Regions from separate parts of the Homo sapiens genome. Here region 1 is linked to region 2. The links are chromatin contacts, found by Hi-C in ENCODE. All regions are on one chromosome and are shown on one strand. Each heading gives the region's core, a stretch centred on a gene start or an enhancer-like site at or near the end of the contact. The rest is flanking DNA. Distances are from core to core; before and after follow the strand shown. Region 1 overlaps SDCCAG8 (SHH signaling and ciliogenesis regulator SDCCAG8). Region 2 holds the start of PLD5 (phospholipase D family member 5).

The links. A loop is a pair of places that touch in the nucleus more often than their neighbours do. Pooled maps may share reads with other maps.
Region 1: a map with no recorded cell type shows a loop between it and region 2 (4-fold over the local background). The contact joins the enhancer-like site here to the promoter of PLD5 in region 2. A Hi-C loop is called at or near these places in 1 of 168 maps with a recorded cell type or tissue (MCF 10A), 1 of 37 single-sample maps with no recorded cell type and 7 of 50 pooled maps.

Annotation. Positions count from the first base shown.
Region 1 is chr1:243,314,895-243,318,729 of GRCh38, reverse strand. SDCCAG8 (SHH signaling and ciliogenesis regulator SDCCAG8) reads right to left here. Exons shown (of 18, transcript NM_006642.5): 9 at 1,837-1,975. Among named protein-coding and RNA genes, the nearest start is that of MIR4677, 29 kb to the left of the region's middle. RefSeq lists a silencer at 2,069-2,363. Within about 2 kb of position 2,174, at least 2 of the 41 ENCODE cell types and tissues checked have a DNase peak (open chromatin) inside an H3K27ac peak, as active enhancers do.
Region 2 is chr1:242,523,094-242,526,583 of GRCh38, reverse strand. It overlaps PLD5 (phospholipase D family member 5), which reads left to right and starts at 1,887. Exons shown (of 10, transcript NM_001372062.1): 1 at 1,887-2,496. The coding sequence starts at 2,308.

The DNA of each region.
Region 1 (3,835 bases), core at 925-3,424, 790 kb before region 2:
ATGGCATTGAGGGACAGCTAGAGCTCACAACAAATGAAGAAACAGGAGAGTCTGAGGAAACAGTATGTTGGGGAGTTTGGTCATAACTGAACCTAAGTTTCAAAAGGCATGAGGGTCAAACGGGAAGAGTTATGGATGAACTGGATAAAGACAAATGGACATAGCAATGGCTGACAAGAGGCTTAATGCAGAATTGAATAGCCCTAATTTTTTTTTAACTTTTATTTTAGGTTCGGGGGTACATGTGAAGGTTTGTTACATAGGCAAACTCATGTCACGGGGTTTTGTTATACAGATTATTTTATCACCCAGGTATTAAGCCCAGTACCCAATAGTGATCTCTTCTGCTCCTCTCCCTGCTCCCACCCTATATCCTCAAGGAGATGCCACTGTCTGTGGTTTCCTACTTTGTGCTCATAAGTTCTTATCATTTAGCTCCCACTTATACGTAAGAATATGCAGTATTTGGCTTTCTGTTCCTGCGTTAGTTTGCTAAGGATAACTGTCTCCGGCTCCATGCATGTTCCTGCAAAAGATCGGATCTCATTCTTTTTATGGCTGCATACTATTCCATGGTGTCCATGTTCCACATTTTCTTTATACAATCTGTCAGTGATGAACATTTAGATTGATTCCGTCAATTTCGGTTGATTCCATCAATTCCATCGTTTACGTTTGCTATTGTGAAGGGTGCTGCAATGACAATTCACATGCATGTGTCTTTGCAGCAGAATGATTTATATTCCTCTGGGCATATACTCAGTAATGTAGCCCTAATATTTTAATAAAACACTGAGATTCATATATGGTTTAGACCAGTGCTATCCAACAAAACTTTTCATGATAATGAAAATGCTCTATATCTGCACTGTCCAATATTTGCTACACGTGGCCATTAAGAACTTGAATTGTATGCTAGTGTGTCTAGGGAAAATACATGCAACTTTAACGGATTACGGTGTGGCCCCCAAATACAGTAATGAATCAACAGTAACCTCCTATTCTTCAAAGTGCCTATAACACCGTCCGATCACTAAGTATAAACTGTTATTCTCATTAAGTATGTTTGAGTTACCTTACAGTAAGTCCAGACTCAAAGATGCTACTAAGACCGGGCGCAGTGGCTCACGCCTGTAATCTCAGCACTTTGGGAGGACGAGATGGGCAGATCACCTGAGGTCATGAGTTCCAGACCAGCCTGGCTAACATGGTGAAACACCATCTCTGCTAAAAATACAAAAATTAGCTGGGCATGATGGCCCGTGTCTGTAATCCCAGCTACTTGGGAGGCTGAGGCAGGAGAATCACTTGAACCCAGGAGGAAGAGGTTGCTGTGAGCCGAAATCGTGCCATTGCACTCCAGCCTGGGCGACAGGGCAAGACTCTGTCTCAAAAAAAAAAAAAAAAAAATGCTACTAAATATGTATATATTATTGTCTTTGGTATATTTGGATTTTCTCAAAACTTCCCAATTATTGAGGAAAAACATTTGTCTTTAGTCATATACGAACACATACAAACTAATGCCTGGGTGTTAAGATTTTTGCAGCATTGCAAATTATCAGCAAATAAAAAGATTAAGCATATAGGTCTCTCAAAGTATTATACTGTACTACATTCTCTGAACAGTGATACAACAACAGTATTTGCAGAGCAGTAAGAATTCTCCAAATAGCAAATTTGTTTAATTCAGAAAAGTCAACATTAACAGATTGATAATTCACTTTGTGTGTTTGAAAAACAAAGTTTAGTTATAGAAGAATAACCAAATAAATACTCAGAAGAAAAAAGAAAAAAAAAAGAAAGACACTTTTATTTGCATCTTATTAGACTTGCCTTGGTTTTTTCAAAATTGGCTTCCTCAGATATTTGCAAAACTTGTTTCACCTGTTCATAAGCACTTGCTTCTCTTTGCTGCGTATCTGCCAAGCTGCTCCTTACGGAAACTAGTGCAGACATCAAGTCATCTCTTTCTCTGTCAGCACAAAAAGAACATTCAAAACAAGAAATGATCAAACGATCCTGTCCTCATAAGTCAGGGAGAGAAAAGCATTAATATGTATTAGAAGAGCCAGGGTAGGCCGGCTGAGCACATATGAAATAAAGCACACCCCAGAGAAAGACCCTCTGTCCTCACTTGGCGAGCGGCGGGCGGAGCAGCCAGAAAGGCTAAGAGCCTTCGTGGCAGGACGGCATCTGTGCGGGACAATCATCTATTGTGGAGAGGGCTGCAGGGGAAAGCCCAGAGAAGAGCAAATTAGTTTTTTAAAAGTGGGGGGAGGTGCTGAAAAGGAAAAATGCAGCAAAGTAGGGAAGGTACGAATTGTAAATCAAGGTAGCAGTCAACATTTTAAGGAAGGACTGAGGCTTTGTCCATGCAGCAGATTCTCCTCTCATTTACTTGAACAAATATATGTCCTTTCCTTTTTATCTTTCTCCACAATCCTCTTTTTTGCACTTCTCTTTCAATTACATTCTTTCAGTTACTTATGAACACTTGTTGTTGCTCAATGATTAGTACTGTTGAACTCCTCCAATCTCCTGGCTATGCATATAACATTCACAATTTAACACAATCTTATCCCACTGGGTTTGATCATTGCCAAGACCCACCCTTCTTCAGCAATTCTCAGAAGTACTCTATCCTAAGCTGTTTATTGGGAGTAGAAGTGAACCAAATGCCAAAATGCTCTGGCATGTAAAATAGCAAGGATACAATCTCATTGATTAAATAAGTCCCATATAAAATATTCTAGGATATTTGCAATTTATCAACTGAATAAAAATATCCAGTAGACAAAGAGAAAGTGAGGCAGGAAACTTTCAAGACATAAAAAGCAAAAAATGTATGCTGGACTGTTACATATGGTGTTCCCTGTTTTGTTAAAGAGTTGAAGACTAAACCACGGTTTCAAATTCATTTGAAATAAATGCTTGCAGTTTCCTTTTCATTGCCAAGGTCTAAACTATGAGAAAAGGGCCAACTATGATTTTTTTTTAATTAGCAAGTTTTAAAGAGTCATAGTGTAGAGGATTATAAACTCTGCTTGAATTACTTTCAGAATTAACCAATGATTCAATTTAAAACATCTCTTAAAGGTAAAATAAACTATTTGTGGTATTTGGAAAGCAGCCACATTTGAAGAAACATGTAATACTGAACAAAGTTACAATTATTAGCAGTTTCATAAAAGCCCTTTTTGTTTAAAAAAGAATAAGTTGCTGCAAATATAAAATTCATGGAAGCAGAGTGATCTTCACTTTAGAATTTCCTGATTTGTTTTAAATTGATAAAAATAATTTTTCTTCCAAGGAAATGAAAAAAGAAGTAAATTGTTTTAATCGAATATAATCAAACACAATTACTATGTAAAAAAGTGGAAGAATCAAGGCAAGATTAAATTATCCTAGTTAAGTAAAAAAATAAACACCAGCAAAATTGAATATGTGTCTATTTGCATTTCCATAAAAGTTCTATAACGTAAAAGGGGTCTAGCTTTATCAAGGATATGCAATCCAGTTAGGATCTATGATTCTAAAAGAAAAGAAAAATTCACTCTTTAAGGACAGCAAGTCAATATAGGCATCTTACAGTCACCTTTCTTAAATCACTAAGACTTAATGAAGAGCAAAAGTAACTATTCAATGAGATTCTTATCTGTTCCTGATACCATGCAGTCACCAAAGCCAAAGTTCCAAGGAAAAAGAATGAACAAAAAAGGCCAGGCGCAGTGGCTCACGCCTGTAATTCCAACACTTTGGGAGGCCGAGGTGGGCGGATCACTTGAGGTCAGGAGTTCCAGACCAGCCTGACCAACATGCTGAAACTCTGTCT
Region 2 (3,490 bases), core at 638-3,137:
TGCACCTGTAGTCCCAGTTACTCGGGAGGTTGAAGCAGGAGAATCGCTTGAACCCGGGAGGCGGAGGTTGCAGCGAGCCGAGATGGCGCCACTGCACTCCAGCCTGGTGACAGAGCGAGACTCCATCTCAAAAACAAAACAAAACAAACAAACAAAATTATCAGAGATGCTATACAATGGAATGTATAGTTTTCACAGCCTCACCTCCGACAGGGTCTTGCCCTGTCGCCCAGGGTGCAGTGCGATATCGGCTCACTGTTGCCTCCTCTTCCCAGGCTTCAGCGATCCTCCCGCCTCAGCCTCCCAGGTAGCTGAAACCACAGATGAGCACCACCACGCCTGGCTAATTTATTTTATTTTTAGTGTAGGCCCAGGCTGGTCTGGAACTCCTGGGATCAAGTGATCCTCCTGCCTCCTCCTCCCAAGGGGCTGAGATTACAAACCTGAGCCACTCCGCCTGGCCTTCACAGCTTTTCAATCTGGTTCATATCCTTGTTTTGAAGTGTAATTTCTGCTTCTGCTTCACTTTCCTCACTGGAAAGGAGGGTTAATAACATTTATCTTGCAGGATAACATGAGACTTAGAGATAGCCCACAGGTCGGGGCATCTATTGCACAATATAGTTCAGCTCCTAAGAAAACCAACCTAGCACAACCAAAATGTGTGTATTTGTGTTTAGTTGTTTCATCCCCATATTGAATGTGCACAGGATTTTATTTCAACTACTATTTTTACTATACCATTTTTTTAAATGGAGACTTTGAAAAGATATGAAACACAATCCCTGTCCTCCTAAAAGTTTGTGAAATCCCAGCCAGAATGTCTTTGAAACCGTCATTCAAGTAGGGCAGTTCTGCCGAGGGCTAGAGAGCCTTCAGTTTACCCTTGGCAACACCCTCTAAAATCCCCTGTATACCTCTCCAGCTTCCATACACTTCCCAAGCTTTTAACCAGACACGAGACACCCTGAACACCAGCTGTTTAGCATTTAGATAAAACCAAAAAATGTTTCGAGAGGTTGACTCCAAAGATAGCAAAAGATGAAGAGATTGAAGATTTAATCGCGAACAAGCCACCCTATTCCTAATAATCATCACGCTTGGCTGGGCCCCGAAGGAAAAGCCTGGACCCTAGGGGCCTAGAAACAGAGAAAAGAAACAAATGCACAGCAGTTGGGCCACGTCCACCTAAGGAACAGTCACCGCACAAGCGGAGCGTTGCAGAGGAGCCCTGGATCACCCTCCCAGGATCGGAATGGGTGCGGCCCGGGGAGCCCGGTTCTAGGTGGACACCGAGGGCTGGGGAGCAACCGGTCCCGCGTGCCTGCCCGAGGGGCTACTGCCCCCGGGCGTATTTGCATCGCCACACCATCGGATGAAAGTAGCGTGTACGGCTCCAGAAAACACATGTCTCTCGGCTATTTTCAGGGGGGAATGCTGGGCACCCTCTGCTCTAAGTCCCTTGGGGTGGGAAGTTAGTGAACTTTCAGAATGGGGGAAGGCGCAGCCCAAGCGAGCCGGGGGCAGGGTGAGGGGGCGCCGCTGGATAGAGATGGGGGAAGGGCGGAGGTGGTTTCCTGAGTGTCTCCCTCCGGAGCCATCCCCGCGCTCAGCCAGCAGGACCGAGGAGGCGCGGAGACGGCGCTCACTTCTCCCCTCGCCTGCCGGCTTTCCAGTAAAGATGCGCCAGGGAGAGGTGTAGCCTGCTCGGGAAAGGCGGGTGCGGAGCGGGAGCGCGGCCGCCCGGGCCTGGGCGCGGCGGGAGGGGCGGCGGCGGCTCCTCACTGCACCAACCTGCAGGCGCGGGCTGGCTGGGCCAGCCGCGGCCCCTCCCACCGCACCCCACCCCCGCCGCCGCCGCCGCCCCGGGAGCCGGCCCGGGTCCCAGTAGGTGCCGCAAGGAGCCGGCGAGCGGAGCGCCCGCTCGGGACCGCAGCCGCCGGGCGACGTCGCCGCCGCACCGGGCACTTCTGTCTCCCCGGAGCAGGTTCCTTTCCCTCCCTGTCCCCTCTCGTCCCCCTTCTCCCCGTCCGTCCCCCTCCGCCCCCGCCCCCGCCCCCGCCCGCACCTCGCCCTCCCTCCTTCCGCCCCGCGCCTCCCGCGATCGCCCCCTCCCGCCCGGCCGCGCTCCCAGCTGGCGCTCAGCACCCCGCGCTCCCCGCGCCCGCTCGCTCCTCCAGCTCCTCCAGCTCAGTCTCCAGCTCCACCTCCGGCTCCCGCTGGGCCTCCCGCTCGCCCTCCGCGCCCGGCTCCCCGCGCGCCCGTCCCGAGTCCGCTGCTCGCCGGCGGCCGCCCGGTCATGTCAGGATGGAGATCCGGCAGCACGAGTGGCTCTCGGCCTCCCCCCATGAGGGCTTCGAGCAGATGAGGCTCAAAAGCCGCCCCAAGGAGCCCTCCCCAAGCCTGACCCGAGTGGGCGCGAACTTCTACAGCAGCGTCAAGCAGCAGGACTACAGCGCCAGCGTCTGGCTTCGGAGGAAAGACAAGCTGGAGCACGTAAGGGCGACTCGCTCCCGGGGGCCTCGGCCAGGCACCTGCCGCATGCACCCTCCCCGTGGTGGTGGCATGAGCGCGCGCGGGGCGCGGGGGGCAGGCGAGGGGATCCTGGCAGGCGCCGACGTCCTAGGTCGGATTCGGGGGCTTCTCTGCCTGCAGTTTCTTGCCTTAATGACCGGGCTGCGGGGAGGGGAGGGCAGGTTCCCTTTCAGGCTCTTGGTCCCTGCCGACCCGACCTGCCCACCTGCGTCTCCCGGTAGGGTTCATTTGCACGGGGTTCTGGAGGTGCCTGTGCAGAGTGAGCACGAAGGGGAAGTGCCACCAGCGTGGCTCCGAGCAACCTGGCGTTGCATGGTAGTGGGCTTTAGAGCGGCGTTTGCCCGCGTCTTTGGGGGCTGTTTTACTCAGTCCAAAAACTAGCAAATTAACGAATGAGTAAAGTTGGCGCCGCTAGCGACCAGCGTGGACCCGCGCACAAGCCATTAGAGTTTTTTGCAGAGTGTCCGCTGGGATGAGCAGTTGGTGATCCTCTCTACTTGAGCCCAACTAGGGAGAGATTTGCGCGTTGCAAGGAGAAAGGCTAAAAGCGAGCGGATCGTCGGGCTCCCCAGAAATCCTCCCCTCTGGAGGGTGGGAGCCGGTGAGAGGGGACCTCTACTCCCAAGGAGTGCCGACTTCACGCGAAGTGAATTGGCTCTGGAGTTGAGCTCCTAAGGCTTGCTATTTTGAAAGAAAAAAAAAAAACCTTCTAAAAAGGCGTTTAGTGGATCCACAGTTTCAAATTTGATCCATCAGCATCTTCTTAAACCAAATGTTAAAATTAAACTAAGAGAATTATCTCAAGAGTGCAGCACAACTAGCTAAGGAGAAGATGCTATTTCTCCCTGCAGAGCTGCAGAATCCAAATTGAGTCTGCTAATGGAATGTGGAGGTTTCCTTGTATTTGGGTCAGGACGCCAACAATGATAAAAAAGATAAGACCAAGAACTCCTGG